Linked DNA regions of Homo sapiens: all the other regions are linked to region 2. A link is a loop called in an ENCODE intact Hi-C map of the cell type or tissue named here. Cell type or tissue: PC-9. All regions are shown on one strand. Links, peaks and the distances in the headings refer to the core of each region. The heading gives the core; the rest is flanking DNA.

The links. Peaks named below come from ENCODE experiments on the same cell type or tissue, not always from the same donor. Only the 100,000 strongest peaks of a DNase experiment are listed, where the experiment ranks them.
Region 1: it touches region 2 in a loop (18-fold over the local background); 7 of 110 quality-filtered maps call a loop at or near these places.
Region 3: a loop joins it to region 2, with 9 times the contacts of the local background. A loop is called at or near these places in 98 of 110 quality-filtered maps.

The regions. Positions count from the first base shown.
Region 1 is chr3:98,328,879-98,339,838 of GRCh38, forward strand. No RefSeq gene overlaps it. Among named protein-coding and RNA genes, the nearest start is that of OR5K4, 19 kb to the right of the region's middle. RefSeq lists enhancers at 1-320, 321-1,057, 609-688, 749-868. In PC-9, for the core only: CTCF peaks have their summits at 5,297 and 5,496; a DNase peak (open chromatin) is centred at 5,323.
Region 2 is chr3:98,808,715-98,819,674 of GRCh38, forward strand. DCBLD2 (discoidin, CUB and LCCL domain containing 2) reads right to left here. Exons shown (of 16, transcript NM_080927.4): 8 at 10,488-10,703; 9 at 9,055-9,179; 10 at 3,618-3,768; 11 at 2,754-2,840; 12 at 2,480-2,605. Among named protein-coding and RNA genes, the nearest start is that of ST3GAL6, 51 kb to the left of the region's middle. In PC-9, for the core only: CTCF peaks have their summits at 4,294 (motif pointing left), 4,499 and 8,923 (motif pointing right); DNase peaks (open chromatin) are centred at 4,527, 6,537 and 8,937; H3K27ac peaks cover 2,354 bases.
Region 3 is chr3:98,597,399-98,608,358 of GRCh38, forward strand. No RefSeq gene overlaps it. Among named protein-coding and RNA genes, the nearest start is that of CPOX, 9.3 kb to the left of the region's middle. In PC-9, for the core only: CTCF peaks have their summits at 4,859 (motif pointing right) and 5,066; a DNase peak (open chromatin) is centred at 4,873.

The DNA of each region.
Region 1 (10,960 bases), core at 2,025-10,024, 480 kb before region 2:
GAACCTAATACAGGGGCCCCACACCCCTAGGATGTGTGAGCTGGCAAGGGGGATCTCTCAGAGATTAGATGGAGCAGAGCACAGGTTAGCTCCAGCAGAACCCAGTCATGAAAGCCCACCAGCCAGGGCTGCCTGTCTGCCTCTGAGAAAGTCTAGCCCCAGGTAACCCCTGGGAGAAAGCAGGGCCTGCTTCCCCGTGGGCCTGGGGCACATCTGTTCTGCAGGCTGACTGAGCACCAGACCCTCCCAGAGCCCCTGCCTGGCTGCCTGGAAGGAGCAGTTACACAGTGCAACCTCCACTACCCAGCCTAGATGCTTTGCTCCACCTGAGTGCGTTCCAGCTGGGAGCCATTGCAATCACGCACCACACCTGGAACCCAACCCTGAGCATCCGAAGGAGGGAGCTGAGAACAGGTCCTGGCGCCCCAAGGATGTGGGCTCAGGAGTGCCAAGGTGGAATCTGTGCTTTGCACTTGAAAGGAGGAGGATCCCACACTCTCTCGGAAGACTGAGAGGGCTGAGTTGCACAGATTCGAAGGCTGGTGTGGGACCTAGCTGTGTCTGGCTCCACAGGGCTGGTCTGGTAAGGGTGCAGCCTATCTCCCTACCTGGCCTCTCCCTAAGGGAGCCCCATGGCCTGAAAGACTTAGCAACAACAATGACAACAACAAAAATCTTAGGCAGAGTGCCAGCAATCGGAGGTGACTTCCCAAGGCCCACGAGCAGACCTGGTGAGGGGATCACAGCTCTTCCCTTGCACCACAGAACAGATAAAAAAACGTGAAGATACACAAAGGAACTGCATGACTAAAGCCTGTTTACTGTCCATTGCCTTCAGGCGCCATCTGCTGGATCACATCCCTAACCACACCACCAAAAATTATTCTCCCTCCCGGAGAAACTAAGAGCAAGAATTCAACAGATCCTATTCAGCAAGAGATCCTGTCTCAGCAAGAGATCCTATTCAGAGCCTTAGCCCTCTGAAAACTTCCAGAAACTAAGCCAATTTGGTATATTCACTTTATACCAAAATTAAAGGAATACCACCACTTCTAGATGATAAAGAATTAGTACATGAACTCTGGCAATTCAAAAAGCCAGAATATCCCCTTACCTCCAAATGACCTTACTATCTCCCCAGAAATGATTCTTAACTAGCCTAAATTGTCTGAAATGACCATACATTGAATTCATAATCTGAATGGCAAGGAAGCTTATCTAGATTGAGAGAACATTGAAACTCAATCCAAAGAAGCCAGGGAATACAGTAAAATGATTCAAGAGCTAAAGGATGAAATCCCCATTTTAAGAAGGACCCAAAGTAAACTTCTGGAGCTGAAAAATTCACTATGAGAATTTCATAATATAATTGAAAGTATTGCCAGCAAAACAGATCCAGGTGAGGAAAGAATCTCAGAGCTCAAAGACTGGGTCTTTGAATCAACTCAGTCAGACAAAAATAAAGCAAAAAGAATTAAGAAAAATGAGCAAAACCTCCAAGACATATGCTTTATGCAATAGACCAAATCTAGAACTCATCAGCATTCCTGAGAGAAGGAGAGAGAATAAGCAACTTTGAAAAATATACTTGAGGAGATAGTCCATGAAAACTTTCCTAATCTCACCAAAGAGGTTGACATGCAAATCCAAGAAATAGAGAGAATCCCAGCCAGACACTGTACAAGACGAGAATCCCCAAGACACACAGTTATCAGATTCACTAAAATCAATGCAAAAGAAATCATCTTAAAGTCAGCCAGAGATAAGCAGTAGGTCACCTACAGAAGGGACAGCATCAGGCTAGCAGTAGACCTCTCGGTAGAAACCTTACAAGCCAGAAGAGACTGAGGACCTATTTTCAGTGTCTGTAAAGAAAAGAAATTCTAACCAAGAATTTCATATCCTGACAAACTAAGCTTCATAATTGAAGAGAAATAAAATCCTCTCTGACAAGCAAATGCCAAGGTAATATATTTAAACGAGACCAGCCTTACAAGAGATCCTTAAGGGAGTGCTAAACATGGATTTGAAAGAATGACACCAGTTACCACAAAAGCACACTTAAACACATAGCCCACAGGCACTGTAAAGCAACTGCACAATAAAGTTTAAATAGCAATCAGCTAACAAAACAATGATAGGTTCAAAATCACACATACCAATACTAACCTTGAAAGTAAATGTGCTAAACACGCCACTGAAAAGACACAGAGTGGCAGGTTGAATTAAAAGTCAAAAAACCATCTCTTGTCTTCAAGAGACCCATCTTATAGGTAATGACACCCACAGGCTCAAATTAAAAGGGCAGAGTAAGATCTACCATGCAAACAGAAAACAAAAAAAAAGAGCAGGAGTTGTTATTCTTATATCACATAAAACAGACTTTAAACCAATAAAAATTAAGAAAGAGAATGAAGGGCATTGTATAATGATAAAAGGTACAAACCAACAAGAAGCCTTACCTAGTCTAAATATGTATGCACCCAACATTGGAGCATCCAGATTCATAAGAAACTTCTTCTTGGCCTACAAAAAGGCCTAGACAATCACACAATAATAGTGGGAGACTTCAACACCCACATTGAAAGTGTTAGATCATCAAGCAAAAAGCAAGCAAAGAAACTCCGGACTTAAACTGAAAACTTGACCAATTAGACCTAATAGTCATCTATAGAATACTTCACCCAAAAACCACAGAGTATAGATTCTTCTCATCTGCACATGGAACATATTCTAAGATCAACCATATACTCTGTCATAAAGCAAACCTCAATAAACCAAAAAAATGAAATTGTACAAAGTGTACTCTTGGACAACAGTGCAATAAAAAGAAAATCAGTACTAAAAAGATCTCTCAAAACGACACAAATATCTGGAAATTAAACAACTTACTCCTGAAAATTCTTGGGTGAACATCAAAATTAAAGCAGAAATAAGAAGTTCTTTAAAATAAACAAAAATAGGGACACAACTTACCGAAATCACTGGGATCCACCCAAAAAGTTTACAGCCTTAAATGCCTTCATCAAGAAGTCAGAAAGGTCTCAAATTAACAATCTAACTTTGCACCTAAAGGAACTAGAAAAACAAGAACAAACCAATTCCAAAGCCAGCACCAGAAAATAAGTAGGTGAAATTAGAGAACTTAATGAATTTGGGATGCAAAAATCCACACAAAAGGTCAATGAAACCAAGAGTTCATTCTTCAGATGAATAATTAAGACTGATAGACCCCTAACTAGATTAACAAAGAAAAAGAGAAGATCCAAGTAGGCACAATCAGAAACGACAACATAGAGTAAAATCACACACTGTCTTTCGTATAGCATTTGCGGTCTGGACAAGGTATTAGTGAGTGTAGGAGTCTTAACATTTCAGACCTGGGCTTCAGCTTTTCTTCACCCACAAAGCATGCTTCTCTTTTACTATTATCAGTTATTAAAAAATTCAGTTTGGTTCTGGTTAGCTTGTATTCAAACCATAGTCCTGGGATATGGAAACCAAGGTTATTCTTTGTCAATCCTTATTATGTATCAGGCATTGTTCTGGAAAAATGAAATCACCTGGAAAATGGAAAAAACTGGAAAAATGAAATCACCATTATTTTTTAAATGGAGAAGATACAGGAGAAATATTAAGGGGTGGCAATTATAGAGAAGCTCGGGTTTGGCCCGGAAAAAAATTGAGATGCCTATTAGACATTTACATAGAGATGTAAAGCAGGCAGCTGAATATACTAATTAATATGGTGAATCTGCTAATCTATAATCAAGGAGCTAGTTTCTGTTTTTCTCACTGCAGAACTTAAAGAAAAACAATGAAAGTTTTCTACTACTTTCATTTAAATCAGATCAATCTGCCTTTGAAAGTAATCTGATCTAGTCCAAGATAAACCCAAAGCATCCAAAAAAAGAAATCCCAGCATAAACCTAATATAAAGATTGAAGGTGTTGGGAAGATCAGGATTAAACATGGAATCTTCCTACTTTCAGTCCCACACCTGAAGACAGAAGGAAAAAAAAAAAAAGAATGAGCGTGAGAGTTCTAAGAAAAGGAACCAAGAAAAAGACTAGGGAGAGAGACAGGAGATGAGGAAAAGAGAACTATTTAATTCAGTACAAGTGCTAGAGCTAGAGATTGGGAAAGAGAAGAAGGGGTTTAAAAGGGAAGAAAAGAGTCATAGTCACTTTCTAATGCCTTTTACCCACTAAAGTTCCCTACTACATTAAAAGTGAAAAGAAATCAAGGCTTTCATTCATGAAATTAAGAATAATGGCTTATTCCAGTTTCTTTCAATCTATTTATTATCTCAAAGTTTGCTATTAGAGGCTAGTCCCTAATATTTAATACTGATTTTTCATGTATTATATATAAATAAATAGCTTCAACAAATCTGATACAGGGGACCCAGAGACTCTTCTCTTATTTTATTATGAAATGAAGGGGAGGGGCATCTTCATTTATTTCTCAGAACAGAAATGACTAAAATATTTCTTTTTCTGAGATTATCATCATTAGTCTTTGAAAAAATGATCCATCCACTGAGAGTCACTGGAGACAGTATCCTGATTAATACTGTAATTCACTTGTTAACCCTGGACATACATAGAAAATTAACACTCCCTGTTCAAAGTATCATAGTGAATCTGAGAGTCTTCACTAGAGAACTTATTAAAAGTTTGATGCTTAGAGATTGGGAATTGGGAAACTTCTGTAATTGTAAATATGTATTCATAATTTACATGCAATACTCAGCAGACATTATTAGGGAATCAGTAGGGATTTCTTAGGAAGGGTAACATTGCTGTCATCAAATGAGAACACTGTTTAAGTAATACTGAGGAGACCCAAGAGTCAATCTTGGCATGAAGGAAAGAGGATTTCTTCTCTACTCGGGCACTAAGCCAAGCTGACTGCACATTCACACACCCTCATCTGCTATCAAGCTCATTAGAGCAAGATGCTAGCGATAATGGCTGTTCTCTGAAATTTCTTATAACTCTACTCTGTTCATTCTAATTCTTAGCACTTATTCTTTTCCCCCACAATATCTAGCTCCATGCTCTATTGCACATCTTACTGGAGATCCCTTAGATGTGGTAGGGGATCTAACCAAATCTCCAAAGGAGTGCTCTTATTTTCCTTATCTGAATCCAAAGCTGATCACAGATTACATTAACTGAAACTTGTATCAAGAGTTCATTAGTACGTCTAATTACACCCCCCATGCCCTAATCTCCCTGAACTTATTACATACAAGAAATGGACAGGGCAGAAGTAGCCTCAATTATCAATTACGGCAAAAGAGGGTGCTGAAGTACATAAACTCTAGGCTTAGACTCCTGGGTTTTGAAGTCTGGCTCTACCACTTACTAACCATATAACCTTGACTAAATCAGAAACTCTCTCTGCCTCTTTCTTCGTTTGTAAGTGGGGAGGGGTGAGAATAATACCCCCTGTAGAACTGTAGAACTGTTCTGTAGAACTCTGTTATGAAGAGGTACAAGGGTGACCATTGTGAAATATGTAGGGCAGAGTCTGGCAAATAGAGCCCAGTAAATGCTAGTCAGAACACTCTAATGTTCTTGACAACACTGAAGCCTTCTTGAAAGCACACACTTATTCCAGGTCAGAGAAGAGGCTAATGACAAATGGACTTGTGGAATCTTTCATTATATATAGGTATTGAACACTCTGGTGCATAAGCAGGTTCTTTTATGACTTTCTAGAATGTTGGAGCACTTTTTAAATTTCAGCTTTTATTTTAGATACAGGGGGCACATGTGCAGGTTTGTTACCTGGGGATATTGTATGATGCTGAGGTTTGGGAAATGAATCTTGTCACCTAGGTAGTGAGCATAGCACCTGATAGGTTAGCTTTTCAATCCATACTCCTCTTCTTCCCTCCCCACTGACATAATTTTTTTTTACTTGGTTGGCATTTTGTTCATTTAGGCTCACTGCAACCTCCGTCTCTCAGGCTCAAGCAATTCTCCTGCCTCAGCCTCCTGAGTAGCTGGTATTACAGGCGTGTGCCACCACGCCCAGCTAATTTTTGTATCTTTAGTAGAGATGGGGTTTTACTATGTTGGCCAGGCTGGTCTCGAACTCCTGACCTCAGGTAATCTGCCTACCTCAGACTCCCAAAGTGCTAGGATTACAGGCATGAGCCACTGTGCCTGGCCGACAGACCCATTCTTAAATGAGTCGTAGGTTCAGGTCATCCAAAAGGGGATATAGCAGTGCCATCTCCAAGCCACTCTCAATAAATAAAATTTAATTTCTATTTAATATAAAAATACAAATTACAAATATAATGCATAAAAAATTATGTAAACAAAAAACAGCTTGATGAATTATTGGGGAGTGAAAACTTATGTAATAATCTTAAATATCAAGACATGGAACATTTGGTGCCCTCTAAAACTGTGTGTATTTTTAAATTGCAACCTCATTCCTTGCCTTATCATCTGCCAAAAATTACATTTTTCTTTCCTCATTTCTGATTCTTACACATTTTACTTATATTTCTTTTCTTTTTGTCTTATTGAATTGACTAGAATATTTAGTATAACACTGAAGTGATAAAAGCAGGCCTCCTCATGTCATACGTGATCTCAAAAGGAAAAATTCAAAGTTTTACTATTCAGGTGATATTTTCTATAAGTTTTTGGTACTTAATTTTATTAAATAATGTATTTTCTATTAGAAGTTATTAATAATGTTATCATATAAATGTTACTAAATGTGTCCAATATTTTTTGCATATTTTCTTTTAATTTATTAAGGGGGAAAAGTATAGTAATACATTTTCAAACACCAAAGCAGCATTGGAAGAAACCTTGTTGGTAATATTACAGTTTTTGTATAATGCAAGGTTCAGTCTGCTGATTTTTAAGTATTTTAATGTATATGTTCATAAATGAGACTTTCCTGTACATTTTCTCTCTCATAACCAGGTTGTGGAAACCTCATAAAATTTTGGAGGAGTCTATTCTCTTTTTGCATTTCTGTTTTCTACCAGTTTTAGTTTTATGATCTATGGGGAAAAGGTTGTAGACTTCTAAATGGCATCATGTTCCTCCGTTTAGAGACTTGCACTAGTAATTAAGTCAGCTTGTTTTCCCCTGGCAGAGAGAGAATCATAGAGTTTACACCTTTTAGAAGTTGGTATTGACAGTCGTTTGAGAGGTTCTATTGACAGTACCAAAGACAAGGCTGCAAACCCCTCATAGATACAATATATTCCTCTAGAGATGACCATTCTCCTTTTGTCAGTGATCTACTCTTACTGGAATGTGTCTTTGGCATTACCCATTATAAAACAGGCATTTGGGGTATTAGAATTATTTGATTGCTTTTAGTGGTGAAAGCTGGCTCCACCAAAGTACACTAACAGACTAGTCATTTACTCCTGAAGGAACTGTATCTAGCTTCAGTAGACTTATGAATCCAAAATCACACTAGATGAAAAGGTACAGCTCAGATGTAGAGCATTTGATTGCAAAATCACACTAGTCAGTGCTGAGGGCTGGGGGGCACTGGGAGTCAGCATGAACCTTTTGCCAAAGACTCTAGTCTGCATATATAGGGATACTTTCCTTACAAAGTCATTTTGCTTTAGGATCATATGGCCATTATGGCACTGCTTAAGATAAAGCCCTCTCTGAGGCTCTCAAAACAAGTTTTTGTTCTGTACTCAATTTAAGTATAGATTTATGTTTGCTCCCTTTATGTATCTGAACTAGTAAGAACTTCATATGTACTAATATATCCATATACTAATGCAAAAATCCAAATAGTCACACAAAGCATATGGCCTCTTTGTTATCAGTAAGGTTGCTAATAGTAGAATTTGAAATGTATCTCATGATCTCAGCCCTTAACTAATTGAGCTGGATTTTATATTTGAACTGGATTGATAGATGATTTTCAGTTACTCAATTCATGTATCAGGTTTGAAGTCTAGTACTATTTTTATGCCAAAGCTAGACAAAGACATCACAGGAAAGAAAAACTACAGACCAATATTTACATTGGACATAATCATAAAAATCTTTAACAAAATACTAGCAAATTAAATCCAGCACTATTTAAAGTATAATACACCATGATGAAGTGAGGCTTATCCCAGAAATGTCAGAATATTTAATATCTGAAAATCAAATCAATTAACATAATATAATATACCAATAGAATAACGGCAAGAGACTATATTAATATCTTAGTAGAAGCATTAAAGAGTATTTGACAAAATTCAAAATATATTAAAAATTCTTAGCAAACTAAGAATAGAAGAAGACTTCCTCAATCTGATGAAGTTCACCTATAAAAATATATACAGCCAAGACCATACTTAATAGTGAAAGAGCAAATGATTTTTACCTAAGGTCAGAAATATTCTCATTACTTTTTTTCATTAGTGTACTCAAGGTCTTGGTGCTATAAGGCAATGAGGAGAAACAAATGTAGATTGGAAAGAAAGAAGTAAAACTATCTTTATTTACATATTACATAATTGCTTAAGTAGAAATTATATAAGATATATAAAACTAGTAAGTTAATTTAATGTCACAATACTGTATAAACAAATATCAACTATTTCTACATATTAGCAACAGAAAATGAAATTAAAAATAGAACACCATTCATAATAGCATATAAAAGTAGAAGCCATAGTACATTTAATAACAAATGTGCAAAATCTGGTACACTTAAAAAATACAAAAATTGCTTAGGAAAATCAAGTAATATCAAAATAAAAATGTTGAAAGACTTAATATTGTTGGGATGGCAAGTCTTGTGAAATTGATCTGTAGATTCAATGCATCCTAGTCAAATACCCAACGGGCTTTTTACATTTTACAGAAGTAGAAAAACTGATTCTAAAATTTATATACCATCTGATTTTAAGACTTACTCTACAGCTACAATAATCATTGCTACTGCAATAAGTAAAAACACACATGTATTTTAATGGAATAAGATAGCTTCCTGCAATAAATATACATTCATATTGTCAATTGATTTTTTACAAAGGCACCACGGTAATTCAATAGAGAAAGGATATACATTCCAATAAATAGTACTGGGATAACTGAGTATTCAGCTGGAAAAAAACCTAGCCTTGAAATTTTACTCACTTTGTGACCAAAAATGCATTCAAAATGGATAATGTGACCCTCATCTGATCACTATACATTGTATATATCAAAACATCACTATGTACTCCATAAATATGAACAATTACCATGTGTCAAGTAAAAAAAAAATAAAATATGGATGATGAATTCAAAAAACATAGGCGCCCAAATCATAAAACTTTAGAAGACAATATAGTAGAATATCTTTGTGATGTTAAGAAAATATTTTAAATAGGACATAAAAACATAAAAGATAAGAGAAAAAATGTTAAGTTGGGTTAAACTGGACTTCATCAAAACTAAAAATTTTGTTGAAAGATTACCTTAAACATTAAAAAATATAAAAAGTCAAGTCACAGATTACAAAATATATGTCTGACAATGAGCTTGTAACCCGAATATATAGAAAATTTTTATAACTCAATACCAGAAGGGCAAATAAATGAAAACACATGGGCAAAAGAGTTGAACAGACACTTCATAAAAGAAGATGTAGGAGAAACCAAAAGGCACTTGAAAAGATCCTCAACCCCTTGCTCATTAGGACTATGAAAAATTAGAGCCACCATTAGATATCACTATACACCCACCAGAATAGCTAAAATTAAGGTCCAATAATAACAAGTGCTGATACTAATGTGGAGAAACTGGAATCTTCACATAATTCTGAAAATGCAAAACTAGGACAGCCACTTTGTAAAACAAGAAGCCACTTAAAATGTATACTAAATATACATTTACCACACAAACCAACAATCCCACTTCTTGGTGTGTTACCAAGAGAAATGAAAGATCATTTCCACACAAAAACTTGCATCTGTATGCAGATAGTAGTTTAATTCACAATAGCCCCAAATTGAAAACAACCGAAATATCCTTTCACTGGTACATGGATAAGCAAATTGTAGCATGCCACACATACAGTGGAATATTACTGTGGTAGTCAGAATCCAGTCAGGGCAGAGGAACCACTCAGTAATTTTAATAGGGAATTTTTGCTAAAAAAAATCCCCAACTGCTATCAGGAGGTTAGCCTTTAAGAGGGGATAAAAGAGAATGCTAAAAATACCCTAGGGCTGAGGGACAGTTCCTAAGGGAGGAACAAACTTGGAAAGGATCTTCCTCAAAGCTGTGAATCAGGTGTTTCTGGAGAGTGTATTTCTGCTACCTACTGGATGATAAAGAAATTTGCTGGATTGTGCAGGTCAGAGCTTGTCAGCAACCTTTGATTGAGGCTGGTGTGGCAGGAATTGCAGGCTGAGACCAGGAATGACAGGAACCTTTCTTCCAGGGAGCTGGTGGACCACAGAACCATACCTTGTGAGGACATCACAGGCAAGGTTGACAACAAAAGTTACTGGATGGTAACTGCATGTCCGTCATACATGTCACTGGAAAGTGTGCAATGGGAGCAAAAGGAGTAGCTCATCACATCCAGTAAGAGAAGTCCTTTTCTCCTAAAGTATATTTAAAGTGTATTTTACTGGTAAAACTTAATATTTTGCCAGCTGAGAAAGGAATGTTGACAGGGTTCAGCTCTAGTATCATAAAGCAAAGAAATTAAGGGAGAATTTGAAACTGAGAAACCTAGTCTATCACTTTGGCTATTCAGCTTCCATGTGCACCTTACTGTGTGCATTTGGACAACTGTACAGCAATAAAGCAACTCTATATCTCTGCCTGACAAGATAGGAGAAGAGGTACCATCCCAAAAGTCATTGTATTTGTTGCCAGCTGTATTAATTACTCTTAAAATTCAGTCATGGTCCCATTGAATATTCTTTTGCCTAAAGACTAAATGGAAAAGTTTTCTTCCA
Region 2 (10,960 bases), core at 982-8,981:
ATTGATGAACAGGCTACCAGGAAACAGTTATTTTTTAATGGAAATATAAACTGATGCTATCTCACTGATTGGCATTTTTGGGCAATATGTACAAAAATCTATTGGCAATTCCATTCCTAGAATTTATTCTCAGAAACTAAAAAAAGATGCATCCTTAAAGATGTTCTCCCTGTTTCTGCGTAAGAGTGAAAAATTGGAAATAATCCAAATGCCCAAAAATGAGAGGGAATAAATCATGGTATCCTCCTTACAAGAGAAAATAATCCAGCAATTGAAATGACGTTACATCATAATGGCAAAACATTCATATATATATATATGGGAAGGTAACAATGTGGTGTTAAGAAAGTCAATTGGAAATGTGTGTGTGACCAGGTCAGAAGCCAGCATAATGCTGGAACTGGGAGAGATTTAGGGATCATTTAATCCCCTAATTTCACTCCAGAGATAAGGAATTCTGGGCCCAGATATAGAAAATGATCTGCCTAAGGTCACTTGGGATATTAGTTTCTTCCTTTGTCGCTCAACCCCCTACTTGCCATGAAGATGATAATAGCAGCACCTGCTGATATTTACTGGGGGCTCAGAGCCGGACACTGCAATGAGTCTAACCTGCACCATCTTCTTTATTCCTTAAAACAACTGTATCCAAAAGAGAGAAAGAGGCTGAAGATACAGGAGGGGGAGAGGATAATCAGTAAGATTGGGTCCCTGAGAGGTAGATCGAGGGGAACCAGGGCACAGGTGATATAATCAGCCTTGGGCAACATAAGGAAGCCCCCTTTTCACTGCAGTGAACAGAGGATACAGATAGGTTTGTAGGCTCCACAAAAAGGGAGTTTCACTGGAAGGAAACTCCCTACTTTCTCTGTGAAGTTGGAGCGGTAACTGAGAGTGGGTGAAGATATCTGGGTGAAGGGCTTGAAAATAAGGGGAATATGTAAAATAGCTACAGTTGAGAACAGACAGAAGAGCTACTGCAGCCTTTCAGAAGGTCAGCCAGCTGGTGCCACGGGCCCCACTGAGGGAGGACCTGGAAACTACAGAGGCACAAATCTGACCATGACATAATCTTTTCCATGAAATCACTCTCAGCCTGGCTGTAAAAATGGAGAAGTCCATAAACAGAAATAATGACTTAGACTAGAAAGCACTCAGAATTCACAACGGTAAATGTGCTTTTTCCATAAGATTAGTGAGACAAGAGAAGATAATCAAGTTTAGATGGATGCTGTGTGATTTAATCAGAGGCTTTAAAACATCTTCTTAGGTTCAAAAAATAAATTTATATACTACCATCCCCCTAAAAAAGAGACAGGAGGTCTCTGAGAAGACCAACTCATTCTTTGTTATTCTTTTTGGGCATACAGGGATCCTAATTCTGGAAGGAAATTATTTAAGGACTCTTTTTAGCCTTGAGGGTCTGAGATGCAATCAGATTTTAAGATGAGCAACACTTTTCAGTGACTGATCTCCATCCAGGCATGTGGTCTGGGATTCTGCCTTAGTACATGCCTTCTGACAACTGGTAAGCAGTTAAAAGATGCTGAGATCTCCTGCCTCTGAGAACCCTTGATTCTCTCTAGCTGTACCTGCAGCATGAGAAAGTAATTCATCTTTGTGAAAATACTTCAGAAGATGGGAAAGAACCAACATGGGGAAAGTCAGAGAAAGTTATCTGAATCCAGGCAAACTTTCAAAAAATGAGAATGACTGAAGTTCTATGTGGCACAAATTACTTTGGATGAACGGCTTTCTCTCTCTGCACTTTCCTGAAAACAAGGAAGCTTTTTATGTGACAACTCTGATACTTAGTCTACTATGACACTGACACTTTTTTGAATTCAATTGAAATTTTGTTTTTCAACAACTAGTAAGACTACTATGTTTTATGTATTTTGAGACCTTATTTATCACTGATAACAAAACTTGAAAGTAAATTCTAATAAATTTCTATTTATGATCTTAAAAAATATAATTGCAAACACTTAAAAAGAGACCAAAGTTTTTTTTTATGAATATGTTAACTATGAGTATTTTTTAACAATTACTAGTTTCTACTAAAAGTTCTGTTTTTATTTTCCCCTTTTTGCCATCAAGTTCCCTATCCATCAAATTAATATATTATCAAGGGAAACAAGTTTGTTTCCTGCTATGATTTCAGTTATTTCTAGAAAATATTGTATTTCTAAGCCTGAGAGTCAACATGTTTAGCTGTAAGGAACAATAAATCACAAGAGGAGGCCTGCAACACAGTGGCCTTCTCTAAATATTTAAAGAGCAATTCTACATGGCAGCAGAGACTACAACTTAGATCAATGCAGTCTTTTCCTATGAAAGAAAATAAATTTTTTTTTTTGCTATACTTAAAAACTATAGTTGGAAGAAAATAAACTGAAGGTTTAAAAATGCCCGTGAAAACTTCAGTTAAGAACAAAACAATACTATGTACTAGGCGTTCATTTCCATGTTTGCATACCTTTGGTTACATTTGGAGTTACGGTAGTATTTCTGATATCAGGACTGGCAGTTGTTTGTTCTGTCTGTGCAGGAAATTCATTGCTACTGCGAGGTTGTAGTGGTTGCGTAAATTTTGGGGCACGACCTTTAAAAAAGTTTCAAAAGCTCTTTACTTTTTAATCTGTACCAACTTGATTAACATAAACTTATTTGATAATGCTTTTAATATATTTTTGGAAAGTTGCACCATAAATCCAAGGAATATCAAATTCTCACATTAAAAACAGGCATACCTTTGGCTATTTTTGGAGGGGCTGTAGTGTTTTTGAGGTCATTGCTGTTCCGAGGAGGTGGAGGTTGAGTAAGTTTTGGAGGACGACCTTGAAAAATGGTTTAGAAAAATTTAAACATTTTGTTTTTAAAAATCATAATTAAAAATAGTAATGCTAAATGTCTTCAATATTTCCTAAAGTATTTAATTCTGCAGAATAATTTTAACTCTCAGAGAGAAATATATTGGAAGGATAAATATTATACTCTGCAATAAAGGCACAAATATGCCAGGATTTCTCAGTTTTTAAATAATTAAATCATCTGAAAATAATCTTAGGAAGAAGAATAATGGGGTGGAAAGTGATGTTGAATGCTAAAGCTATAAAGGAGTCATCCACATTTTGATACAGTACTTATTCAATTCATTTAATAGTTATTTATGGAGGGCCAACGATGTGTCAGGCACTGTGGTAGCCTTTGGGCGTACAAAAGTAAACAGTATATTAAAATGTATAATATTGAGATAAATTATTCTTGCTTTAAATGTATTGTTACAATCTTTCATGCTTATGTTAAACAAATATTACAGTACATGACACCTGATTTAAAATTATTAGGATTGAGATTAAATTTGGAAAGTGATCTCATTTACATTATCTTATGAATGATGCTATTTCTTCTTCCACTTATAATTTTGGAAACCATTCTTATAACTAACTTTTTAATAGGGTAACCATTTTTTTTAACATCCCTTTAAGAAGATATTGTAATTAGAGTTTAACCAGAAAGACACTCACATTATTAATTACTCTCTCTGAGAACAGCAAAACCATTTTAAATTGGCAATCCAGTAAAAACATATCTTAAACGAACTGTCTCTTTACCTTTAGGAATAAACTGACATCCGAGCAGCTCCATTTTCATGGCAATTTTCTGCTGCCATTGGGTAGGATTCACTCTAATAAAACGTGCAATAATTGGTGGCAAAAAGTTATTACGCACATCCTGGTGATAATCTTTGTTTCCTTGAAATATCTTTAAAAAAACAACAAAAAATTGGTACTTCAAATCAATAGAGGTCAGGGCTAAATTTCTCCACTTAAACATGTTTTTGTTCTTTGCTCTAGGCCTTAAATTACATCTGGAAAGTATGATAATAAGGATCAATTTTTAAGAAAATAATCATAATTTGGAAAAATATTAAGATGCTGCACATTTTTATCAAAAGTTTATGAAACAAAAATATTTAATATAGAAATGATTTTAAGATGATTTAAGAACTTAACAAGAGGGCTAACTTGGCATTTGGGTAAAAGGTTTCAAATCCAGTGAGACAATTTATCCTATTAGTAAATCAGTAACTCTAGTCCTGTGGAATTACCAACTATTTAAATATATTAATTTTTATTTTTAAAGTAAAACAAAATTGATCATGCCAAGTCTTAGGGGAAATATTTTGCTTGTGTACTTTTCATAATTTTTCTCTCAACAGGCTGAAGGTGAACATATACTAACAAACATATAACAGATATATACCTCCACCTACTGGATAAACTGCATAAAGACAGTTCTCCTATTATCCCGGTTTTTGTTCCATGCTGCTATTTAAACTAGAAGTGACTTTGAAATGCTATTTTATGCTTAAATTATTAATTATTTTTAGAGATAGAGTCTTGCTCTGTCATCCAAGGAATGCATTGGCGGGATCATAGCACAATACAGCCTAGAACTCCTGGGCTCAAAAGATCCTCCCACCTCAGCCTCCTGAGTAGCTAGGACTACAGAGGCGCATGCCAACATGTGTGGCAATATTTACTTATTTATTTAGAAAAGAGGTCTCGCTTTGTTGCCCAGGCTAGTGTGCAGTGGCGCAATCTTGGCTCACTGCAACCTCTTCCTCCCAAGTTCAAGCAACTCTCCTGCCTCAGCCTCCTGAGTAGCTGGGATTACAGGTGTGCACCAACACGCCCGGCTAATTTTTGCATTTTTAGTAGAGACAGGGTTTTACCATGTTGACCTCAAGGGATCCACCTGCCTCAGCCTCCCAAAGTGCTGAGATTACAGGAATGAGCCACTGCACCTGGTGATTTTTTATTTTTGTAGAAAGGGGTCTTGCTATGCTGTTCAGGCTGGTCTCAAACTCCTGTCCTCAAGTATACTCACACCTAGACCTCCCCCAAAATGCTGGAATTACAGGTGTGAGCTACCACGCCTGGCCTGTGACTAATTTAATGCTTGTAACTAACTAGCAACAAATGCATTATAAAAATAATCCCTAGGTAAAAATATGAGTTTAGGTGAGTCTCATTCCCTTAACTACTTCAAGCAAATAATGATAGTATCTTACAATGGACCAGCACTTAATTATTTATAAAACATTTTAATGTAACTAATTCAGACAACCCTATGAAATAGGAGGGCACAGGAATCTGTAAGTGGATTGCACAGCTAGTCAATGACAGGGCAGCAACTTGACTCTGGGTCTTCCGACTTAAGTATGGACTCCAATAAGCTAAAAAGAGCCCTGTTTGTTCTCTAGGTCAGATCAACTAGGTAGTTTCTAAAGACCATTAATAAGCATATATTGCCTAAAATCAAAGTGATTTTTTTTCTAATCAGCTAAGATGAGATTAAGTAAATGTTTAACTTCTCAATCAAGCTATTTCCAAGTATTGTGGCTCTATTTCTTCTTGGCTAATTCACTTGGCATTAGACTATAAATCTCGAAAGATGTGTTAATATCCTTCATTTCCTAAAAAGTTTGTTTTGCAGTTACAATAACTTCCATACTAGTGAGCTCCCGTGATTTCCTCAGATATTACTCTGAAATAAAATGAAAGGCAATTATTTTCATTCTTACTATATTAGTGGAACAGGGACGATAACAAATCATTACTTTAACACATAAAAACTATCTTTAAGATATTCCTCTATATTGCTGTCTCAATTTTATAAAAACTGAGTAAAAAAGATTTGCTATAGTCAACCTATGAGCATTTACTGAGAATCCTCATGTACAGAGAAGTATGTGAGGTGTCATGAAGAGAAAATGGATATGGTTGCTACAGTTCCCACCCTCAAGAAACTTAAATTTTATTGATTACCACACATAAATATGGCATAATGTTAGAAAGTGATATATTATGAAAACAAATTGTATATATATATATAAATCCCATTTTCTAAAAACAAAACCAAATGCAGTCTCTGCGTACTCATGCACATGTGCAGGCTCAGAAAAGGGGTAAAATGAATACACCAATTACCCTTGGGTTGGAGGTGATGAGGGAGCAGATGGACTTACATGAGCGGGAAAAGACTGTTAATTCATACAATTCAATGTGAAGATTTGCATTTCTGACCATAAGAGTAACGGATTAGACTTATTGTTCAGCCCTATACGTACCTGAGAAACTGGATAACAGGCTGCCTTGGGCAATAATGACGGAAAGAAGGGAAACAAATAAGGTGAACCCTGCTATTTATTGCCCCAGTACTGTCTATAGAAGAGTTTCCAGGCCACAGTGCAGGGAGAGAGATCCCTAACAGAGCCTGCCGGTCTCACTGAGTTGCAGAGACAGAGCTGAGAGTGGGAGGCCAATAAGGTAGCTAGAATTTGTAGGCAGAGATTAGGAGAGAAGAGAGCTATAAAGATAGAGTGAGTGAGAGAGAGAGAGAGAGACACTTCTAGAATATATAAGGAGTTATCCCTTAAATCTTCAGCTGCATGTAAAGAAATGACCTATGGCCAGTAAAAGAAACACTGGAATGAGTCAGCAGGACAAGTCTCACAGCTCCGTAGATCTGGGAATTCCTTACACTGCCAAGAGGTAGAACAGAGAAACCTCATAATACATGGGATGCTGCAGTGAGTACTTAGAACAGTATTGTCTCAGTGGGGGAGAAAAATAAGAAAACTGAAGGCTGTCCAGGTCCTGCCTAATGAAGTTTAAAAGCAAGCCTTGAAAATATCACATTGTTTCCAGTAGCTTAACTACATTCCAGAATAAAGCTCAAAAATACTTAAGGGAATATTAATAACAAAAAACCCCAGCACCAAACAATGTAACACAATGTCTGGCATCCAATAAAAAAAATTCGGGCAGGTAAAATATGATCCATAATATCAATCAACATAAAAAGACCCATATATGACATAGGATAACATTAGCAGATGAGGATATTAAAAGAGCTATTATATATGCTCCATGTTCCAGAGATAGAGAAAAGCATGAGCATGTAAAGACACACTGGAGACATCTTAAAACTCCCAAACTGAACATCTAGAGATAAAAAATACAGTATCAGAGATAAAAATACATTGGATGGGATTAACAGATTAGACATTTCAGAAGAATAGATTAGTGAACTTGAAGACAAAACAGAAAACTTTCAAACTAAAATACAAAGAGAAAAAGACTGAAAAAAATAAAGAACGGAGCATTGGTGAATGGTAAGATACCTTCAAGGGTCATAATATTCATAAAATTAGAATTGGGGAAGGGAAATATTTGAAAAAAAAAGAACTACAATTTTCTAAATTTGATGCAAATCATAACCTACAGATCCAAAAACCTCAAAGAACCCCACGCAAAAAAAAAAGAAGAAAAATATAAAAAAGCCACATCAATCAAACTGCTTAAAACAAATGATAAAAAGAAAACCTTAAAAGGAGCCACAGAAAAAAAGACATATCACATATTGAGGAACAGAAATAATAGCAGAATTCTTGTCAAAAACAATGCAAGCCAGCAAACAGCAGACAACGTATTTCAATTATTGAAAGGAAAAACCAAAAAAAAAAAAAAACCAAAAAACCACTGATCAACCCAGATTTCTACACTTAGAGAAATTACCTTTCAAAAATGAATGCAACATAGAATCTTTTTCAGAAATATCATTTAATGTTTAGAAGTTTTTATAGTATAAGCCTGAACAATTCTTAACATTCCAAAAATTTAGCTATATTCCACAAGCAAAATAAATGTGATACAAATGAATATGGATGTGGCAGGAGTAAAGAGTAGTCAAGTTTAGGGGCATGAGGTAGAAGATATGTATGGAGACAGTATTGTTATTTTCTTTAACAGGGAGAGGCTCACCAAAGATGAAGTTCATGTGACGCCAAGTAGAAGAGAAGAAAGAGGCCTTGAATAAAAGCAGAGGAGTTAAGATGCATATGAAAGATAATGAGCCCCTGGAGGTTTTTGAACAAAGAGATGAGAAAAGTAGTAATTGAAGACTTTTTAGCAAATCATACATGATAAAAAACAAAAATATATAATCAAAATCAAACTCATAGGAAAGTTTGAAAAAATGTCATCATTGTTTCAGTTCTTTTTTTTCCACTTTGAGACAGAGTCTCCCTCTGTCGCCCAGGCTGGATTGCAGTGGAGTGATCACAGCTCACTGCAGCCTCAACCTCCTGGGTTCAGGTGATTCTCCCACCTCAGCCTCCCAAGAAACTGGGACTACAGGCATGCGCCACCATGCCTGGCTAATTTTCTGTATTTTTAGTGGAGATGGCGTGTTGCCATGTTGCCCAGGCTGGTTTCAAACTCCTGAGCTCAAGCAATCCCAAAGTGCTGTGATTACAGGAGTGAGCCATCATGCCCAGCCCCATAGTTTTGGTACTGATGGGAGACATCTATCTTCCTTAGGCACAAGGACTTCTCCATTTAAAGATCAAAGGGATACACATCTGAATAAGACCCATCTCTGCCTGCTCCCCACCCCTTATCATTTCCTCTGGCTCATTCCAGCATCTTCATAAATTGTTGCTAACTAAAACAAAGATTCCATAATTAGATGCTAGAGCAATTCTTCATGTAAGAAAAAACAGAAGTTTCCCAAGATGAAAGTTGGTGAGATGATCTTCAGATGAATTTTCATCTCTAATATCCTATAATTTAATGCACGTTGGTTTTCAGCTTTTTTCTTTTTTTACCTCTTGCCTACAGAGTAGAAATCTGGGAACAAAGGCTCTCCATCATCTGGTGAATTGAAAAAAGCTTCATAAAAATAAGAAATTACAAGGTCCCTTTTAGACTTTCTTAATAAAGTGTCTAAACAATTCAATTAAAAATGCAATGACAAAAATCAGAAAAGTACTCACCGTTACAATCACCAAAAGGAACCTAGAACTACTGAGAATTTTCTAAAGTCAGTAGAGTAAGGCCAATAACACTACCTAAAATAACCACAAGAGGGTAGTATAAGACATTCTAAACTTCTACATCTCTTTTATACAGGAGAGCTCTGTGACTTGGCAACCACCCATTTAAAAAATGTTTTTTAAAAATACCTTGGTAATCATTTTACCTTATCTTGCTCCACACCAGGCTCTCTGTACACAGTCCATTTCTGCCCATCATCACTGTACAGGATTCTGTAGGCAGACACATAGTAATTGTGCTCCACCATGGTGGATCCAGTGGTTATAATGCCTGGGGAATGAAGAGTTGCTTTCATTAATGCACATGGTCTGATTCCCTAAGTTTGTTCAGCATCAAAGTATAAACACTTGAAATGCACAGCTCGAACATTTCTAATTATGGCTCATTTCCATATCCAAGTGCACGTTTTTGTCATAACAATTACTAAATCCTTGGCCTTATTCCCTTGGAGAGAGAGGAAGGATTATGGGTGGGCATTAATTAAGTAAAGAACTATTCTGTTTTGGTGTCTTGTGTTTATAACGTCGTAAAATAGATTTTGACTACTGGGTAAGATGACTTCCTGGGAATGAACAGATTAAAGATGATTATTGGTATTATTTACAGTACCAAAACAAAATAAATATTTTAACAAAATTAAACCAATCCCAACCAATTATTCCGACCATTTGCTAAGTTCCCCTAAATTAAATTTATACTCTCCACATGTGGAAAATTAATGATCTCATCATTTAAAATGGACTCCTTTAACATAAATTTCTCTTAATGACTGTAGGAGACCGTTATTTTAGATGTCTCAAGACCACTTTACTGAAACACTACCTTAAAAAAAGAGTCTCATTACAATGGAAACAAAAAGCTATTACGAATTAAATACTGTGATGGTTAATACTGAGTGTCAACTTGATTGAAGGATGAAAAGTATTGTTCCCAGGTGTGTCTGTGAGGGTGTTGCTAGAGGAGATTAACATTTGAGTCAGTGGACTAGGACACGCAGACCCACCCTCAATCTGGGTCGGCACCATTTAATCTGCATCAGCACGGCCAGAATAAAAACAGGCAGAAGAAAATGTGAAAAGACTAAACTGGCTTAAGTCTCCCAGCCTACATCTTTCTCCCATGCTGGATGCTTCCTGCCCTTGAACATCAGACTCCAAGTTCTTAGCTTTGGGACTTCTGGACCTTTGACCATAGACTAAAAGCTGCACTGTTGGCTTCCCTACTTTTGAGGTTTTGGGACTCGGAATGGCTTCCTTGCTCCTCAGCTTGCAGATGGCCTACTGTGGGACTTCACTTTGTGATCATGTGAGTCGATACACCTTAATAAACTCCCCTTTATATATACATCTGTCCTATCAGTTGTGTCCTTTTAGAGAACCCTGACCAACACAAATAACTCCTTTTCTCTGCCATGTTTCATAAAATGTGTCTCTAGTAATATTAACATCAGTGAAGAAAATATAAAACCATATAATTACAATTTTAATGCCTTAATTTTCTCTGAAAATCTTAGATGTTACTAGTTTTTCAAATAAAATAAGTGTTACAAATTGCTTTAGAAAATTTTTGTCTCTTAACCTGTTATTTTCTTTTCCTTATTCAAATCTATTTGTAACCACTGGTATTCATCAGTGGCAAAAGCAGCCCAAGGCGGTCCAGGTTTTTTCAGCCTGGCTTTTTTGGGTTTCCAACTGTTCTCTTGCCCTGTGTGGTCAGTCCACTCCAGCACAGATGATGCTGTTATTTGAGGATCCGCGATCACACCAGACTCCATCCCCAGTGTTCCATAACATCCTGAAACAAAGAAAAGACTAAATTTGGTTTCCAGGTATAATTTCAAAATGCATGTAGACCTGCTCACTGAAAACTTTCTATTCCATCTTTAATTAACATACACTACACTAATAATACACTGTAACAGAGAAATTTCAAAACTAGGCAAGTGTTTCTTGGGCATATGTCTTTGTGTATCATTAGGAAACCTACAAACATGCTCATTTATAAGCATGACTGTTAGTTTAATGGAGATACATTATCTTCTCCCTGGGACA
Region 3 (10,960 bases), core at 1,490-9,489, 210 kb before region 2:
AAAAGGTGGGTCATTTGAGAAGATGCTGATGACAAAGTGTTGGGATATATATAGGTGTTCCTCCTGTGAGGCAATCAAAGAACAATGGGTATTGGGTACATGTTTAATGGTCCTCATCAGGCAGCAATAAGAAAGATATTTAATATTGTTCCTGTACCTGCCTCCATGATGCTTTCAGGGCACTTGCAACCAGTAGTACTTGCTCAAGAAACATAAAGCTACTTCCATTCATGTCATTGAGAGTTCATCTCCTCTGGTGGACTGGAATACTCTCTTGAAAAATACACATTTAAGACCTTTTACTTTAGACCCATATCAATATCCATGTAAACTTAGGAGTCAAAAATCAATTCCCTTTGTTCTCTGCATCTATCTAGAGTGATCTTTTCCCCCATGTCTAACTCTTTAGCCTGGGCCAGGACCTATTTCTAGAATTAATGAGGTTGAATGAATGCAGGAGGAGGGAAAAGCACATTTGAAATATTCTCTTACTGCAGACTTACTGCAGACATGTTGAACTTGAGACATTAGTAGCTATATAAATGGAAACATGAGGCCAGAAAGGGATGAGGGCTGGAGAGAGAGATTTTTGAGATACCCATAGTGCTGGGATGATGAGCTCATTCAGAAGAACTCTTACAACTAAAAGATAAAGGGCTTGATGTCAGAACATGGGACAACAGTCACATTAGGGACAAAAAGCAAGAAGTCTTGGGGCCTTGAGTGTGATGTCACAGAAACATGGAGGGAGACAGCACCAAAGAGGAGAGTGGGGTCAGCAGGCAGAAAGCTTTACTCTCTGATCATCCAGAGAACAGAAGTACCGAGTAGAGGCTATGGGAAATAATGAAGTCATTGGCTGCCTTTGAAACAAGAGTTTCGGAAAACCTGTTGGGGTGGCAGCTGAAATGAAAGAACATATAGAACAACAGTAGCTCAGGGTGGGAAGTTGTGATGTTGATCTTTTATTTGGAGTGGAAGACTAGAGCATGGTTCTGTTTGTTTTTGCTTAAGGAAGTGAGGCAGCAGAGAGAACTAAAAATACAAGAATATGTGCCACTCAGAGACCTCATGGTCAGGCTCAAGGTTTGTTTTACTTTCTTCTCTTCCCAAATTGCACCATTCAGGCTGCATTCAAGGAGTATAAAGGTCAAGGGGAATGAGAAAGAGGATTGAGCAAAGGAATAGCCATTTGGGGTTCTAATATATGTACCTTCAACGGATCTGGCTTGCTTTCTCCAAATATTTGTCCTCACCTTCATTCTAACCAGCACTCAGGCAGCCTTCCTGTGTAAAACAGGAACTCAACTATAACTGAAGGGTTATGAGAACTTTGTAGGGTAACTGACCAACTTTGTTGGTCAAACTGAGTCCTGAATCGTTTATTCTTTCTATAGACATTTACTTAGCACCTTCTATGTGTTAGGTTCCAATCAACCCCATAAGGTAGACAGGACCACTATTGTCACTACTCACATGATAGATTAGAAAACTGAGGCTTAGATGGGTTTAGTGATAGACCAAGTCTAGACCTTGTCTCTAAGGCTCTATTAATGTTACAACATTGCTCTTCATCTGACCCAGAGTCATTGTGTGCTAATACAATGTCAATAACATTTACTAAACACCTGCACCTTACTAGGAACTTCAGGACACACAGAGGAGCTGCCAGCCTTTCCCATCCTCCTAGGAAAAAAGGATTCCATTTGAGCCACCAAATAATCTCTTCAAATGAACTATTACATAGGCATTTGTAATAGTTGTGGGACCATGACAGTGACCTTGCAAGCAGAAGCCAGACATATCATTCTTAATAATCAATAGGAAGAAATTAGGATTGTTATGTGATCTTTAATATATACATACTTTTTGAGACGGAGTCTCGCTCTGTTGCCCAGGATGGAGTGCAGTGGCACGATCTCAGCTCACTGCAACTTCTGCTCCCAGGTTCAAGCAATTCTCCTGTCTCAGCTTCCCAAGTAGCTGGGATTACAGGCACACGCTGTCAAGCCTGGCTAATTTTTGTATTTTAGTAGAGACGGGGTTTCACCGTGTTGCCCAGGCTGGTCTCGAACTCCTGAATTCAGGCAATCCACCTGCCTCAGCCTCCCAAAGTGCTAGGATTACAGGCATAAGCCACCACACCCAGCCGTGATCTTTAATTTAATTTTTAATAGAAACATTAAAAACTCAGTTACTGTAGGTTGTAGATGAAAAACAGTAAAACTACTTTTGTTGGTGCATTGTAATTTAAAACATTAGAAACATTGAGAATTAATGTGTTTTATTTTTTCACACTTCTATAAAGTAGTTTGAACAGTGCCTCCCTTCTTTTTCTTATTGTATAACTGAAGATATGAAACAAGTATCTTTTCTATGCCTCAGTGAACTGTCAGACTTTCTAAGTCTGGATCAGCTTTCAACATTTGATCCTTTGTGCCTTCAGTGTTGCGAAATATTCTAATAGTTTCTTTAACGTGAAATGGGTTTTTTCTTTTTTTTTTTTTTCCAGCATCACTTCCTCTGAAATATCTTCATCCAACACAAACACTTTCTTCACATATGTCAGTAAGTTTGCCTTCACTAAGTTCCTGTGATGGTTAATTTTATGGGTCAAATGTACTGGGCTATAGTGCCCAGATATTTGGTCAAACACTATTCCAGATGTTTTTGTGAGGAAATTAACATTTAGGTTAGTAGACTTGAAGTGAAGCAGATTGTCCTCCAAAATGTAAGTGGGCCTCATCCAATCAGTTGAAGGTCTGAATACAACAATAGACTGACTTCCCCTGAGCAAGAAGGAATTTTGCAAATTCTGTCGCCAGTTGGCCTTCGGACCTGAACTGCTACATCAGTTACTCCCTGGATTTATTCTGGCCCACCCTGCAGATTTTGGACTTTCCAGCCTCCATAATCCTTAAAATCAATCAACTAATTCCTCTCTGTCTCCATATATGTAAACACATATACATTCTGTTGGTTCTGTTTCTCTGGAGAACCTTGACTAATCCCGTTCTTCTGGGTGCATATCTAAGTGCCTCAAAAGGCAACAATGTTAACATTGCCCTGGTTAGCTATTTATTCAGTAATTCCATTTAGGTTCAACTAGAATTTCACTTCCAGTTTTGTTGCTTTCTGTTTCTTTGCTGCACTTTCATCTTTGTTGACCAATTCCTTCTTTCAATGATCCATTTTTGTAAAATGTCACATGCGTTTATCATGGGGCAACAAAGAAACAACATAGCTACACACTTTGCATAAATTGTGCATAAACTGAATAACAGATGGGCACTGACCAATCACCAACAGACTTTGAAAAAAAGTAGCATGATTGGTCGTGAACATGATGCATTTATGTTATTTATGTAGTGATTTGTGGACTGAAGAGCTAGCACCAGATTTGTACTTTACACAACTTTACACAATTACCCACAGTTATCTAATGTGGTAACTGAAATTTGAACTCCATTGGGGAGCTGGTGATATTTAACCAAATCATGATAACGAAATGTAATTTGTGCCTCTTGGAATCATGCAATGCCATGACTGCCTATATTTACTTTTGAACTGATGGCCTAGGTTCATAATAAAGAAGTCTCTACCTACCATGAAGGACCATGTACCAAAGAAAACAAGGTTCTCAACAGAATCAGCAGCGTCTCCATAAAAATTCTAGTATTTTCTTAACTTGAATTCTTAAAATAATGGAGACTTATTTTTCTGCCTATTTTCAGTGAATAATTGACACTTGTAGAATCACATAAAAATATACAAACAGAAGAAATGGTTTGTGGCAGAGACAACTAGTTGTCCAACAAAAATCCATTTTTCTCTTCTTACTTTAATAATCATTCTCCAGGTTTCGTGGAGCATATAGCAGCTTCAGCTAGCAGCTATAGTAGAGCAGAATGCTTCCACTACACTCATATCCCCTCTTGAAGCTTATGATCAAATCCTGGCCAGTAGGATGTGAATAAAACTATTGTGTGTCACTTCTGAGTTTATTCTTAAAAGGAATAAATGTGCTTCCTCTGGCCTTTTCGCTACTGGCTAGGATACAGCTGTGAAGGCATGAAGTGGAACAGCCACTTTGAACCCAGAAATAAAATCTGTGTGTTGAGTGAGGATGACAGAGCAACACTATGCATTTTGGACTATGACTCTGGAAAGTTCAATCAGACAGAATGAACTTCACTTTTGTTTTAGCCACTGAATTTTGGGGTCTTTTGTTATAAACACTAAATTATAACCTAATAAATACGTGAATGGAATCCTTTCTGAGAATAACCAGTAGCCTAACGTAGTAACATAGGGAGTTTATGCACATCACACTAAATAGTGGATGGATTATCTCTATTCTAACTTTCACTTAAAGATGACAGGAAGAAAGACTGAGGGCCTCAAATGTAATGGCATCCCCTTATGAGGGAATAAGCTGAGCGCGGCCTACTGAAGACAATTAATGGTCTAGTGCAACCAACATAGAGAGGATGGATAAAACCTGACTCTTGCAGAGTGGATGTGATGTTTTCCACTTAGCATTTGTTGTGCACTAAGGCTATGAACCTCCATTCTTAACAACAAGCTGTATTGGGAAGGGGGGCCTCCAATATTTAAATTGAATTTCTAGGAGCTGCTGGGGTCTAACCAGAGAGACAGCGTTTATGGCAATACTGTGTTTATAGAATTTGTGTCAAAAATAAATTTAAGGTGGTACAAACCAGTTTAGTCATCGACATGAATATAATTTATCCAACTACAACCACTGAAATACGTGCATAATGAAATTTGGCTCTTTTTTACAGAGCACATTAGAAAACATGATACATCAACAAATGTGTGACACTCGTGTGTACACTAGAGGGCACTCACCTACTAATTTGCAAACCAGCATCTAGAGCTTGGGATCTTGTTAAAAGTGTATGTTTCGAGGCTGTAGAGGAGCCTGTGAACCTGCTTTTTAATGGGATACTCTCTAAGAGCATAGTTAAGGGAATGGCTCATGGAGTCTGATGGCCAGGGTTTGAAAACTGGCTTTGCCATTTGTGAACTTAGGCAATTAGGTAACCTCCCTGTGCCTGGATTTCCTCATCCACTGGATGAAGTTAGAAATAACATTTCCCTCTTAGGGTAGTTGTGATGATTAGATAAGTTAACTTAGAACACAACCTAGTGCCTAGCAATATATATTAGCTCTATTATTATAAGTATTATTTTTAATAATCATATTTATTGATTGTATAGCAGGGGACCTTAGAGTCACTCTTGAGAAATACAGAACTATTTTAAAAATTTAAAAAGGGGCCAGGCACAGTGGCTCACCCTGTATTCCTAGCACTTTGGGAGGCCAAGGTAGGAGTTTTGCTTGAGGCCTAGAGTTCGAGAACCCTGTGAGCAACGTAGAAAGACCTCAACTCTACTAAAAATTAAATAAATAAAGTAGTCAGATGTGGTGGTGTACGCCTGTAGTCCCAGCTTCAGGAGGCTGAAGCAGGAGGATCGCTCGTGTCCAGGAGTTCAAGGCTGCATTGAGCTATGATTGCTCCACTGCACTCCAGCCTGAGTGACAGAGACTCTGACTCAATCAATCAATCAATCAATAAAGAAGGATCCTCTTAATAGTGAGTACCCAGTCAGGCAAAGACCTCATGTTCCGACTCTTAGCTACAGTGATAATGGAATGGCAGCAACAAAAATTGCAGAATAGAAAATGGAGCGAAATGAGGCTGGTCTTTTTATGCTCTGTTAAAGAACTTGTACATTATTCATAAGTCCATAGAAATCCATCAAAAGGCATTAAAGCAGAAGATGGCTTAATGAGGTTTATATCTGAGATAGATTATTCTGGAAGTGAAATGGGGGGGTGGGAGGCAAGGGAAGAGAGTGGAGGCAGTATATCGGGGAGGTCAGGTAGATGTAATGCTGCTCCTTTTCCAACCAAGAAAGGGTTTCCAGAAAACTTTAGGATTATCCACAACAGTGACTCACAATAATTTGAACATTATAAATCCTTCCTTCTTTGGAGTTCAAACCAGAGCTCAAGCTTGTAATAAAGTACTCTGCCTCAACCACACCCCGCTGTTTTATACAAACATATAGGATAGAGTACCTGGCAGGCATCCTCCCTAGGTTTTGAGCAGCAGATCCTGCAAGGAGAACTCCTGTGAACTATGCAGTCACCAGAGAAAAACTGGACTGTTCTCTGTAGCACCAGAAGCTGAGAAGGGGGTACATCCAGCATCTCACCTGGTGATCCTGTAGATGTTGGGGTAGATTTTCAGGAACTGTGGCAGCTTTGAAGTGTTTGACCTAAGAAATACTGAAATAAACTTCAGTTCTGCTTATCATGCCAGTGGCTAGAATGGGAGGAGCTGCCACAGGGGTGGGAGAGGCCAGAGGAGGAGAGGTGATCTAGGGTTCTTATCTAGGGTTCTGCTCTCCTTGACTCTGCCTAGAATTCTGATGCCATTCTGATACCATTAAATTATCAGCACCAGGGAAAATAACAATATGAGTATTTTCTCTAGTACCTGAGGAGTGAGTATGAATGATTGCATAAGAAAGGAATTCATTCCTGGGGGTCCCTCTGCCAGGAGCAGTTCCTACTTATGTACTCAGCCAAGTTTTATGTATCACCCGCATTTCTTTTTTTTTTTTTTTATACTTTAAGTTTTAGGGTACATGTGCACAACGTGCAGGTTAATTACATATGTATACATGTGACATGCTGGTGCGCTGCACCCACTAACTCGTCATCTAGCATTAGGTATATCTCCCAATGCTATCCCTCCCCCCTCCCCCCACCCCACAACAGTCCCCAGAGTGTGATGTTCCCCCTCCTGTGTCCATGTGTTCCCATTGTTCAATTCCCACCTATGAGTGAGAATATGCGGTGTTTGGTTTTTTGTTCTTGTGATAGTTTGCTGAGAATGATGATTTCCAATTTCATCCATGTCCCTACAAAGGACATGAACTCATCATTTTTTATGGCTGCATAGTATTCCACGGGTATCACCCACATTTCTAATCTTTCAGCTGAAAACATACAAAATGTAAACAGTGAAACAGCTCTTCCTTCTGTTAGAGTTTTTGAGATTGCAGAATCATGGGATATTGTCTTAGACTGTTTAGAGCTAAAAGGAACCTACTCCAGTGGTTCTCAGACTTGATTTAGTATGAGATCTCTTTAAATAAAATCTTATGAAGAAGTCCAATTCCTATGTGAACAGAAAGCAGAGCTGCTTTTGTTGCAGGAGTGTTCTGGCTGGGCAATGACTCTCCTGTTTGTCAGCCTCTAACACAGGATTATCTGAATCACTTCTTTGAACCTCTAGGACCAAGAAGAGCTAAGTCTGAAAGTCATGATTAAATGAATTCCTCCATTTTACAAAGGACAAAAATGAGTCCCAGAGGGTTAACAATTAATTTAGTAGAGTGAAGTAGAGTGAGAGACCCTTAGGGAGGGTGCATAGAAATAAGCTGAAGGTCACTGGTTCAAATTAATGGTAGAGAATAGAGATTAGAGATATTTAGGATCTAGGCTCACCGTATCCTCCACCTCCCAGGTTCAAGCGATTCTCCTGCCACAGCCTCCTGAGTAGCTGGGATTATAGGCATGCACCACCAAGCACGGCTAATTTTGTATTTTTAGTAGAGATGGGTTTTCTCCATGTTGGTTAGGCTGGTCTCAAACCCCTGACCCCAGGTGATCCACCCACCTCGGCCTCCCACAGTGCTGGGATTACAGGCATGAGCCACCACGCCTGGCCAAGAAGAAGGTTTAATTTAGATCTAGAGAAGGATTTCCAATAGAAATGGATACAAAACTTTGCAACTTGGAAATCACTGACCTGGAATCTGTTCAATGTAGCAAAGCTGCATATCTGTCTAGAGAGAATGAAAACTAGTTTTAATTACAGCCTTATATTCAGGTGGAGACTATCAAACAGCTGTTAGTCACCATCATCTTTGGCATTATCAAACATCCATTAAAGGTCTTTACAAGTTAGACACAAAGGCGCTTTTCTTTCTGGACACAGTTTTTGCAGATCCATAGTTTAGACAGACAACAACATGGTGATTTTCTGATGACTTATGGGAGGAATATTACCCAGTTCCAAACTTTTTCTCTTTCCACTCTGTGTTGAAAATTAAACTCAAAACTCACTTGGTTCAGGAAATGTCTACCCACGTGACTCTGCTTGCCATTGTAGCAACTTTTATTCTTAATTTACTTTGTTGAACCTCTGTTCCTCACCCATAAGATAGCAATAAGAAAATTTCTCACTGTTTTTGTATGAAAAAAACGAAACAACCTATCTTAGCTGTTTAGCACAGTGCCTGACACTTAGCAATTATCTAAAAACTTTTAGTTTCTCCTCTGATGTGAATCACTGATGACTTATTAATTTGACTCAGTCAATTTTTTTTTTTTTTTGACAGCGTCTCGCTCTGTCGCCCAGGCTGGAGTGCAGTGGCGCAATCTTGGCTCACTGCAACCTCTGCCTCCCAGGTTCAAGAGATTCTCCTGCCTCAGCCTCCCGAGTAGCTGGGACTACAGGCATGTGCCACCACACCCAGCTAATTTTTGTATTTTTAGTAGATACGGAGTTTCACCATGTTGGCCAGGATGGTCTTGATTTCTTGACCTTGTGATACGCCTGCCTCGGCCTCTCACAGTGCTGGAATTACAGGCGTAAGCCACCGCGCCTGGCTGACTCAGTCAAATATTCTATCAAAATAATAAATTTTCTTATTATTCCTATCTTACCGGTGCATAACAGAGGTTCAGCAAAGTAAATTAAGAATAAAAGTTGCTACAGCAGCAAGTGGAATCAGGTGGGTAGACATTTCCTGACCTGTTAAGTTTTGAGTTTAATTTTCAACACAGAGGGGAAACAGAAAAAGTCTGGAACTGGCTAATGTTCCTCCCATGAGTCGTCAGAAAATCGCCATGTTGCTGTCTGTCTAAACTATGGATCTGCAAAGAATTACAAAAAGATCAAATTTCTCTTTATCTTCCCATCTTTTCTTTTAGAATCCACTCTAATTTCTAGGCCCTGTTACTTTTTGTTTCATCCATTCCTCCCTTTTTTCTTTTATTCTGGAATAATAACAACAATGTTAACTGATGATATAAAGAAAGTGGAGACTAAAGTTGATACCCATATTCAACACTGTAGTTTATCTTTAGTTACAAAGCTTTTAGAATTTCTTTTCCTAAAACATTCACATTTCTTTTTCTTTTTCTTTTCTTTTCTTTTTTTTTTTTTTGGGGGGGGGGGACAGGGTGTTACTCTGTTGCACAGGCTGGAGTGCAGTGGTGCAATCTTGGCTTACTGCAACCTCCGCCTCCCAGGTTCAATTGATTCTTCTGCCTCAGCCTCCTGAGTAAGTGGCATTATAGGTGCCCACCACCACACCCAGCTAATTTTGTAGTTTTAGTAGAGATGGTGTTTCTCCATGTTGACCAGGGTGGTCTTGAACTCCTAACCTTAGGAGTTTGCCAGGCTCGGCCTCCCAAAGTGCTGGGATTACAGGTGTGAGCATCGTGCCCAGCCAACATTCACATTTCTAATGCTTCTTTCATCTTTAGGTGGTTAGAAAACATCTTTTATCTTTAGTTAATAAATTCTATAGCTTTGACCAAGGGTAAGTATCTCTGAAGATAAACTTATGGTCAATTCAGATGAGCAAAACTTTACCCATGTTATTCAAGTGGAAATTCTAGAACTGAAAAATTCAATATCTGAAATGAAAAGTTTGAAGACGCACTTAACAACAGATTCAAGATTTCAGAAGTCTGGAGATTGAGGTTCTTGAGATTGAGGACAAATCAATAGAAATTATCTAATCAATATAATAGAGAAGAAAAAAAGATTGAGATAAGAATGGACAGAGCCTCAATGACGTGTGGGACAATATCAAGAGATCTATATATCCTTGTAGTCACAGAGAGAGAGACAGAAATGGGGAAATGGGGCAGAGAAAATATTTGAAGACATGATGGCTCTAATCCCTCCAAATTTGGTGGAAAACATCAGTTTACAAATATAAGAAGCTCAACAAACACCAAGAAGTATAAATACAAAGAAAATCACACTTTGGAATATTATAGTCAACCTCATGACCACCAAAGATAAAGAGAAAAGCTTGGAAGCAACCAAACATGAAGGACACATTCATACAAAAAGAAAAATAAGATGAACAATGGTTGACTTCTGATGGAGGCCAGAAGACAATGGAATGACACACCCAGAGTCCTAAGAGAAAAACAAATCAATCAACCCAGAATTCTATATCCAGTGAAAATATTCCTCAAAAATTAGGGTAAAATGAAGACTTTTTTTCAGATTTAAAAAAGTGGAAGGAATTAGTCACTTTCAGACTATAAAAAATGACTTTTTTTCATAATATTTTTGAAAAAACAACCAAATGATTAAAGCTAAAACAACAAAAATGTGTGACTGATTTCATAACATATGTGTGTATGTATATATATATATACATATATATAATGACAACAATAGCACAAAGGATGAGGGAGGAGGCATACTGGATTATTCTGTTGTAAAGTTCTTAACTGTATATAAAGTAACTGTATATATACAGTATATACTGTATATATACTGTATATATACAGTATATACTGTATATATAACAGATGATTATACTTAGGATAATAGTATTTACTTGAATACAAAGTATATACTGTATATACAAAGTATATACAGTATATACAGCATATACTGTATATATACAGTATGTACAAAGTATATACAGTATATACCTGGTATATATACAAGTTATATACAGTATATACAGCATATACCTGGTATATATACAAGGTATATACAGTATATACAGCATATACCTGGTATATACTTTGTATTCAAGTAAATACTATTATCCTATATTATATACTGTATCCTATATATACAGTATCTATACTTTATGTATA